2 separate regions of the Homo sapiens genome follow, and region 1 is linked to region 2. Evidence: chromatin loops called from intact Hi-C (ENCODE). Cell type or tissue: A673. All regions are shown on one strand.

Region 1 (5,000 bases), 690 kb before region 2:
TAGTATCATGATCTCAGCTCCCTGCAACCTCCGCCTCCCAGGTTCAAGCAATTCTCCTGCCTCAGCCTCCCAAGTAGCTGGGATTACAGGTGCCTGCCACCATGCTTGGCTAATTTTTGTATTTTTAGTAGAGACAAGATTTCACCATGTTGGCCAGGCTGGTCTTGATCTCCTGACCTCAGGTGATCCACCTGCCTCGGCCTCCCAAAGTTCTGGGATTATAGGCATGAGCCACCGTGCCCGGCCAAATCTTTTTGAAATGCTAGGTCCTAAGGTTATTATCTCCAAATTACAGATGAGAAATTGAGGCTACAAGACTTTGAGGAAATGACTCAATGTCTCAGAGGCAGAAGTGAAGGATCTGGGTGAGCCACCAAGGGTCGTCTTCTTAGGAGATATTATTGCCTTCAAGATTTCAAGATTGATTGTTCCGGGCTCTGAGATTCTAGAATTCTCTCCTGCCATTCCTCCTCACCCCTCCTGCCCTTGTTTTTTGTTCTTCCTTTTTTTTTTAAGATGGAGTCTTGCTCTGTCACCCAGGCTGGAGTGCAGTGGCTTGCTCTCTTGGCTCACTGCAACCTCCACCTCCTGGTTCAAGCAATTCTCCTGCCCCAGGCTCCCGAGTAGCTGGGACTACAGGCGCGCGCCACTGTAGCTGGCTAATTTTTGTATTTTTAGTAGAGATGGGGTTTCACCATGTTGGCTAGGCTGGTGTCAAACTCCTGGCCTCAGGTGATCCGCCCACCTCAGCCTCAAAAAGTGCAGGCCTGTGCCACCGTGCCCAGCCATTTTTTGTTCTTCCTTAGAGAACCAGCTCAGCCTAGTGCTTCTCAGCCAGTAGGCCTCATTCTAGAGCAAGACTTCTGGGCTCCATGCTCAATAGCTGTGGAATATATTACCCTCTCCAAATCTCAGTTTCCGTGTCTGTAAAATGGGTCGGGCTTTTCTGGTGTTAACACCGAAAGTCTTGCATCCCAGGAGCCCCTTCAGCCCTAGGCACACCCGTTGGTCACCCTAAAAATGGGGGGAATAAAAGCCCATCTGGAAGAGTTGTGGTCAGGTTGGGCTGAACAGCGTTCACTGGTATTGAGCATGGTACCTTTCAGGGGCCTGCAGAGAATGGGAGAGAAAATTACTGCTCCTTACACAGGGTGACGGAGTCCATGGCCTGAGTGTGACACCTAATGCCACCACTTCCAGCTGTGTGCCCTGAGTTCAGTTTATCTTCCTGGGTCTCTGTTCCCCCAGATGTTAAGAGGATTGATAATAGTGTGGGCTGAGTATAGTGAGAGTATAGGAAGATACAGTGAAATAACAAGAGCTTTGCCAGGAAGTGGGCACCTGGTGCCCGCTGGGCAGGAGTGCCTGTAGTTAATCATTATGTGTCTCAAAAGGTGTCAAAAGCTTCTGAACACTTAATGCTGTGTTTTGGGCCTGGAGCCCCAAAACCAGCCAGTGGGGACTTTTTTTTTTTTTTTTGAGATGGAGTCTCGCTCTGTCGCCCAGGCTAGAGTGTGCAGTGGTGCGACCTCAGCTCACTGCAACCTCCGCCTGCCAGTTTCAAGCAATTCTTCTGCCTCAGCCTCCCGAGTAGCTGGGACTACAGGCGCGTGCCACCATGCCTGGCTAATTTTGTTTTGTTTTGTATTTTTAGTAGAGATGGGGTTTCACCATGCTAGCCAGTCTGGTCTGGAACTCCTGACCTCCTGATCCACCTGCCTCGGCCTCCCAAAGTCCTGGGATTACAGGCGTGAGCCACTGTACCCAGCCTTTTTTTTTTTTTTCAGTCGTATTTCCATGCAGGACACAGAAGGACCAGTGGGGACTCTTACCTTGTCTCTAGCTTTGGTCTTTTTAAAAAAAATAACCCTGAATAATCAGGAGAATTTTTTTGATGAATGAGGGCACTCCTCTCCAGCTGTCCCAGGGGTGCGAGGAGAACAGTGTCCATGAGGGGGCGCCAGAGCACCAGGCCCGGGGCTGCAGCCTCCCGCACCCACCCGGCCTGGCCTGCAGGGCCAGCTCTCCAGGCGCTCCCAGGGACTTCCCGGCCTCCTACCCTGGGAATCTGGAAACTCCCTGGCTCAGACTCAGCAGCCCAGACGCTGCCTGGAGGATCCTCTGGTTCTGGGCATTCACCACTGGCTTTGTTTGGACAAAGGCTCTGCTGCGTGACAGATCCTGGGGGATGCCTGAGTTATCGTTATCATGCTCCAGCGGAAGTGGGTATCCTCGTCCTGGGTTACACACCAGGAAACTGAGGCACAGAAATGCACGGAGCCGGGGTCCAAACCCACGGATGCCCAACCCCCGAATCTTTGCCAGCAGTCTCTGAGAATCAGTCTGGATCTCAGAATGATTGTAATAATCTTGGAGGCTTAGAAGGCTAGACTCTTAGAAATATTCAGTTCAAATATACACGTGTATTATTTTTTGTATGGGTAGCGCATGGGTGAAAAGACAAAAGTAAAACCAGTCCCCCTTCTCTCTGACCGTCCCCAGCCACCCTGGAGGTGACCACAGTGATAGTTTCTCGGGTCTTGTCTCCTCCTGATATAGGACTCATCAAATCTTAGAATTAGATGGGATTTCTGGGTGACTCGGTCTCTGGAACCCATCAGCTTCTAGCACGCAGCCCTAAGGTTCCCACTGCCATCCCTGTCAAACTCAAACTCATGGGTGAGTTTGAGGATCTTGGCTCCTGGAACCCCCCAGCTTCAGGCCCAGCTACTCCTTTAGAGTTGAAGGGGCTGTTTTCTCCAGCGACCCAGACTTCAGTTCCCTCTGTGCCTCTCCTCCTCCAGGGGGCCCTCCTTCCAGAAACACCCTGCCTGCTTCTGGTGGTATAATAGAGGACACTCAGCATGGCACCCTCTCACTTTATGCCTGGTGATGGGCCTGATCTGTCGGGTCAGTGCCTTTCCCCAGAAGGAACGTGGTGGCATTTGTTGATTCATCCGTTTGTGTCATGGAGATAATGACCGTACCTACAATAAAGGGCGAGGTGAGCATTAAATGCATGAATGTATGCAGAGCTCTTAGACTAGTGCCTGTTACATTCTCTATGGGTTTCTATTATTATTGATACTTTTAGTTCATTCAGCTAAATTTACCAAGCATTCACAGGTTTCCGGGACACTGGGAATACAGAGAACAAAGCATGTTTCTTCCTGCTTGGGGGAGAAAGATCCAGAAAGAACGTCAGCGCCAGCATGAAGAGCCTTGTGAGAAAGAACAAGTGCTCTGTGATATTTCAAGAGATGGGACCCCATGGAGGCCTGGTGTGTGGGTACCGGGGTGGCCTTGTGCTTTGAGATGAAGCCAGGGGGTCTAGCGGGGAGTACAGGTGGCAGGCAGGCATCAGTTACATAAGCGCCTCACCCTGGGAGCTCAAGTACTGTGTGACGGTTCTGTTCACGGCCCCCACACAGAACGTGCTCCTTGTCAGTAGAGCAGAGCAGGGAGGAGAAGCACCAGAGAGCTGCTGCGTGGAGTCTGGAAGTATCTCCTCCAACTTCCTTGGGGAGGAAAGCAAGGGCCCAGACTCTTAACACCAGCCCATGTAGTCAGGTGAATAATTCCCAGTCACTATCTAGTCCCTGGCCCTGGCCATCTGCTCAGCCCCTTCGGCAACTCCAGCCTGGTCCAGCCTCATCTGGCTCTGTGTGTGTGTGTGCGGGGGGGTGGTGGGTGAGAGGCTGGAGGAGAGTGGAGGGGGTTGGGGATTGGGGCCAGGCAGCGCTGTGTGAGGCTAGAGATGGGAGGTCCTAGAGGGAGACCAGGAAATCAGGCACTCAGGAGAGCTGGGAGGGTAAAAGTTGCTGGGGGCAGGTGTCTCGGGGGCAGATGGTGGAGCCCAGGTGAACCCCCTAGGTTGTCTCTGTCCCATCATCCTTGATCCTCTTTGTTTTTTGAGACAGGGTCTCACAATGTTGCTCAGGCTGGAGTGCAGTAGTGCAGTCATGGCCCATTGCACCCTCAACCTTGTGGGCTCAAGGGATCCTCTCACCTCAGCTCCTGGAGTAGCTGGGACTACAGGCATGCACCACCATGTCTGGCTTATTTCTTAATTTTCTTGTAGAGACAGGGTCTTGCTATATTGCCCAGGCTAGCCTCAAGCTTGAGGGCTCAAAGTGATCTTCCTGCCTCCACCTCCTAAGTGTTGAGACTATAGGTATGAGCCACTGGGCCTGGCCCCTTGATTCCCTTTGCATGATAGAACTTCAACCCTTGGAGCCCCAGAGGATCCAGGCAGTATCAAGTCACCATCCATGTTATAGATGAGACCATGTATAACATCACCATCTTTAACACCACCATCCAGCCTTCAGATGAGATCACAGCCCTGACTGCAACCTCTCTGACCACAGCTCAGAGAGGGCATGTGGCATGCTCACAAACAGTCTGTTAGGGGCTTCCCCTGGGTCAGAACTCAGACCCCTCGGCTCTTAGTCCAATGCTCCTCTCCTAACCCAGGTTGCCTTTGGGGACCTTGGGGGGGTCTCTCATTTCATTGGGAATGCCTAATGGCATTGGTTGCCACGTGTTGCCATTGTTGGTGTATGTAAGTCGCTCTTCTGTCCTCATATCCCCACTCTGTCGTCCTGCCCCTTCTTGGGGGTGGATCCTGCAGGAGAGGGGGAAGCAGCCAAGCAAGGCTTCATTTCTACTTTTCCATCTGCAGGACCCAGGGCTGGGCACATTTGGTGCAACAGGCTGGAAATATTCTCCCCTACCCCACCCTCCCCATCCCTCCTCAGAGGCACTGGGCCGGGGACTGGAGCCTGTGGTGAGGTCCTTCCCCTCAAGCCCTGTCGGGGGCAGCCACTAAATGGCCCCAAGATCCCATGGACTCAAGGGATTCCATGTGGCATCCCTTCCCGTGCTGCAGAGGCTGGGAAACTTAACCACATTTCCAGACTCTCTTGCAGCTAGTGTTTCTGATGGCATGGAAATCCTGCCATTGAATGCAAACGCACAAGACTAGAATTTGGAACTGA
Region 2 (5,000 bases):
ACTTTGCATCCTTCAATCCAATCAAGTTGACACTCAATATTAACTATCACAGAGGGCTTCCAATGCAGTGACAGTTGACATGAGTCCTCAAGGTTAGTTTGCAGGTCACAAGGGAGAGAAGGACAGGAGGCCTGAGGCAGGCAGGACAGCATGTGATAGTGGGCTGTTTGGGTCTTCCTTCCCCAAAGTCATCCTGGGATGGTGAGATCTCCGGCCATTCATTCCATTGCACAGAGGCATTCATGCAGGCTACCTCCCAACTTGTTCATAAAAATGTTAAGTGATGGACAAAATAATGTCTTTACATTTTTCTTAAACGTTTGGTTCCTGCTGCTGCTTATCTGGTAGAGAGGCTCATCAGAGGAGAAAATGAAGGAAGATTCCCTTGTCAAACATCACAACAGAGAGCAAGCATCTTTGTTCAGCCTGTCAGGATCATCTTTCACATTCAATTTAGAAAAATGGCAGATGTTAATGTTTTTCCTGTTAAGAGATAATTTCTTTTTAAAATGTTTGTTTTTTTTTTCCCCTTACTATGCCTAGTCCTGCTTTTTATATGATAACAGCCTAGGAGTGGAAAGAATGAGAGTTTGGGTGACAGAGATCCTTACATTTGAATCTCAATTCCACTTAGAGGCTATGGTCATGACTTAGAGGCTATATTAAGACCACTTAGAGGCTATGGTCATGACCTTGAGTCCGTTTCCCTGAGTTTCACTGCCTCAGACTAATCATACCGAATAGGCCAGTATTGCCAAATCCCAGTGCTAGGATGGGGATTAATGAGAAAACATTTGCCAAAAAACCTAGTATACCTTGTGTAATACCTGACACGTAGTAGGTGCTCAATAAGTGATACTCATTGATTTATTTTTTTATTTTATTTATTTTATTTTTTTGAGACCGAGTCTTACTCTGTCACCCAGGCTAGAGTGCAGAGGCGTGATTTCGACTTACTGCAACCTCTACCTCCTGGGTTCAAATGATTCTCCTGCCTGGGCCTCCCGAGTAGCTGGGATAACAGGCGTGTGCCACCACACCTGGCTAATTTTTATATTTTTAGTAAAGACAGGGTTTCACCATGTTGGCCAGGCTGGTCTTGAACTCCTGACCTCAGGTGATCCGCCTGCCTCAGCCTCCCAAAGTGCTGAGATTACAGTTGTGAGCCACCACGCCTGGTCAATAAGTGATACTCATTGTTAATAACAATTCTAGTTCATCTAAGGATTTAAAGCTGTGTACCTTTCATAGTGTTCTACAAACAGCTTCCTGATTTCCAGCAGCTTTGCTTATATCAGCCAGGATAGTCTAGGTTATGCTGCAGTAAAAAACAAGCCCCTAGGCTGGGCACGGTGGCTCACGCCTGTAATCCCAGCACTTTGGGAGGCCGAGGCGGGCGGATCACCTGAGGTCAGGAGTTTGAGACCAGCCTGACCAACGTGGTGAACCCCTGTCTCTATTAAAAATTCAAAATTAGCCGGGCATGGTGGTGCATGCCTGTAGTCCTAGCTAGTTGGGAGGCTGAGGCAGGAGAATCGCTTGAACCTGGGAGGTGGAGCTTGCAGTGAGCCAAGATCGCGCCATTGCACTCCAGCCTGGGCTACTAGAGCGAAACTCTGTCTCAAAAAACAAAACAAAACTAAACAAAACAAAAAAACAAACCAAACAAACAAACAAAAACCACCAAAAAGCAAGCCCCCGATCTCAGTGGTTCACAACAGCAAAGGCTACTTCTTGCTCACGCTACATGTCCATCATGGGGCAGGTGCCTCTCTGCTCCGGTTGTCTTCCCTCCTGGACTCAGTATCATGGAGCAACCACTTTCTGGAAGATTGCTGGTTGCCACAGTAGAGGAAAAGGGTCTTATATCAGCATTCATTGCTGTGGCTTAGAAATGACACATATTATTTCCATTCAAAACTCTTTTGTCCAGAACTGGTTACATATTCCCACCCAACCATAAGGAGACCAGGAAGAATAATCCCACTGTGCATCTGGAAAGGGGAAAAGCCAGACAAATGTGGCCAACAGCCCCAGTGACTACCACCACAGTGCTTTTGAAAACCACTGCCCAGAGCCAGAAGGATGGAGGATCAGCATGGCGGTAGGAGGAAGGGAGAAGCCAGAGGGGAATGAGGAGGAGCCGGGGTGCCTGGTATGGAGGGCCATCCATCCTTGGTCAATGTGCAGGGCTGGGGCCAGAGGAAGGCTGGGCGCCTTTCTCATCTGGACCCAGACCCAGACAGACCCCGGGGCCATTCCGTTCTGCAGGCAAACAAGCCAGTCCCGCTAGAATGTGGCAGTCACAGGCTTTCAACATGGAAGGTGGAGCTGCCTGGACGCTGTGTTTTTTTTCTGTTTGTTTTTTTGAGACGGAGTCTTGCTCTGTCACCCAGGCTGGAGTGCAGTGGCATGATCTGGGCTGATTGCGCCTCGGCAAAATCTCGGCTGACTTGCCTCCCGGGTTCAAGCGATTCTCCTGCTTCAGCCTCCCGAGTAGTTGAGATTACAGGCGCGCACCACCACGCCCGGCTAATTTCTGTATTTTTAGTACAGACGGGGTTTCATCATGTTGGCCACGCTGGTCCTGACCTCAAGCGATCCGCCCGCCCAGGCCTCCCAAAGTGCTGGGATTACAGGAATAAGCCACCGCGCCCGGCCAGACGCTGTGTTTTCCTGGCACTCCACTTCATGAGCAAAACTGTCACAGAGTAGTATTTCCCTGGCTCCACCCCTCCGGCGCTGCTGGATTCCTGAACCTATTCACTTCTTCTGAAGTGCTCTCAACTTGGCCTCCCTGGCTCCTTCCTGGTGCAGACATTTACTCTTCCTGCTCCGGCTTTGTGCCTCTGTAAAACTGCTGACGTCACCAGCAGCGGCTCCGACCGCCTGTCCTCCAAGGTCCCGGGCTGCGGCTGCGCAGCGCCGACAGCACGATGCGTGTGCCGACAGCGCCACCTCCTGGCTCTGCCGAGGCTGTTGGCAACACGCAGGGCTCGCAGTGCGCCCGCTTTTCTACTGCAGCCCTCAAAATTCAGCACGAGGCTTGGCTAGGGGAGCTTGAGTGGCTGACACTGTGGTCTGGTTAGTTTCCATTCTGACCCATGCTAGCCGTCTTTCAGATTCTAGAACTCAGTTCTTCTCCGGACCTCCCTCCCAGCCACAAGTCTTTGAATATGCGGCCTGCAGCTGGGCTCCCCTCATCCCCGCTCTTCTCCCCAACCTTCTTCATCATCCCTTGGCCGATCTTGAAGACTTAGCGGAGGCAGGGCGCAATGGCTTACGCCTGTAATCCCAGCACTTAGGGAGGCCGAGGCGGGAGCATCACTTGAGGTCAGGAGTTTGAGACCAGTCTGGCCAACATGGTGGAACTTTGTCTCTACTAAAAATACAAAAATTAGCTGGGCGTGGTGGCGGGCACCTGTACTCCCAGCTACTGGGGAGGTTGAGGTAGGAGAATCGCTTGTACCCGGGAGGCAGAGGTTGCTGTGAGCCAGGATTGAGCCACTGCACTCCAGCCTGGGCAACAGAGCGAGATCCTGTCTCAAAGGAAAAAAAAAGTCTTAGCTGAAACGTCACTTCCTCGACTCCTCAAATTTAGTCAAGCCCCCGTGCTATGAGATCTCTCCCCTTCTTGCTGGACGGGTTGGCAATGCTGGAGGATCTTGAAAGAGGAACACTCATGGGTCAAGAGCATTTCCTAACAGCGAACAGAGGTTTCAGAATCCTCATGAGCATCGGTGTCTCCTTGCTGGGACGCTGCTCACACACTTTGTGATCCTCAGAGGTGAGATGCAGGCCTATTAAACACGCTGGCCTTGGTGAGAAAGCCTCTGTGGGTTTCCTGTTTATCCCAATAAGCTGATTCAGGAAAGGAGACATCTCCTTCCTTCTCTGTTTGCCATGGAGGACTCACACCTTTCTTGTCCCCAGGACAGTGGACATCTGTTTGCCAATGCAGACCTCGTGCTCACTGGAGGCTGGAGAAGGCACGCTCAAGAAACGTTCAAGGCATGACAGCTACCCAGAAGGCCTCTAGTGCCCCAAGAGCTGCTCATCAGCCCCATTTTCTTCCTAATATTATTTAAAAATTTAAAGAAATTCAGTGAAAGTGTAAGCATACAGGCATAGGTAGTAGGTAAACTAGAATTCACTCTTGCTGGGGGAATACCACCCAGGGTTTGAAAAGATACAGAAGGCAAAAGAAACTGCATTTAGTATAATAAAATACAATTAGGCAGAGCACGGTGGCTCATGCCTGTAATTCCAGCACTTTGGGAGGCCGAGGAAGGCGGATTACCTGAGCTCTGGAGTTTGAGACCAGCCTGGGCAACATGGTGAAACCCCGTCTCTACAAACATACAACAATTAGTGAGTCTTGGTGGTACATGCCAGTCATCCCAGTTATTTGCTGGGCTGGGCTGGGATGGGAGGACTGTTTGGGCTCAGGAGGTCAAGGCTGCAATGAGCTGTGTTCACGCCACTGCACTCCAGCCTGGGTGACAAAGCAAGACCATGTCTAGAAAAAATAAAAAAATTAGCAGCCTATAATTCCAAAGCAGAAAACCAGCTGGCTGGCTATGCACTAAATCTGACCAGCCATTGTGTGTAAGGCGTGTGTGTGCAAATGTGTGTTTGCATGTATATCGTTTAAATAGTTACTTTATTTACCAACATTTACATTTAAGGAAATTTCACATCAAATAATCTATAATTCTAGAATCTTCTTAAACATGAGGTGGGCAACATGAGACCCCCACTTCTATCAGTATCCATCCTGACTGGACCCAAGTGGACAGCTTGAGTTTCCAGTTCAATCCAGTTCCTGCCTGGCCTCTGCTGGCCTCTGGGTTTGCAATCCCAACTCCCTACCACCGCCACTACTGCTGAGAGCATCCCCTCTACAGTACTCAGAACCTCACTGGCTGCCTGCAACCCTGGGGGATCAGCAGAAGAGACTCTAAGCCCATCTATCAGGTAAAAAACCTGAGGCCCAGAGA

Evidence for each region. A loop is a pair of places that touch in the nucleus more often than their neighbours do. Peaks named below come from ENCODE experiments on the same cell type or tissue, not always from the same donor. Only the 100,000 strongest peaks of a DNase experiment are listed, where the experiment ranks them.
Region 1: it touches region 2 in a loop (5-fold over the local background); 46 of 110 quality-filtered maps call a loop at or near these places.

What each region holds. Positions count from the first base shown.
Region 1 is chr22:35,429,040-35,434,039 of GRCh38, forward strand. It overlaps a transcript of MCM5 not described here. Among named protein-coding and RNA genes, the nearest start is that of MCM5, 31 kb to the left of the region's middle. In A673, a CTCF peak has its summit at 1,955 (motif pointing right); a DNase peak (open chromatin) is centred at 1,982.
Region 2 is chr22:36,121,213-36,126,212 of GRCh38, forward strand. No RefSeq gene overlaps it. Among named protein-coding and RNA genes, the nearest start is that of APOL3, 37 kb to the right of the region's middle. RefSeq lists an enhancer at 2,789-3,083 and a silencer at 3,024-3,093. In A673, a CTCF peak has its summit at 2,954 (motif pointing left); a DNase peak (open chromatin) is centred at 2,849; H3K27ac peaks cover 930 bases.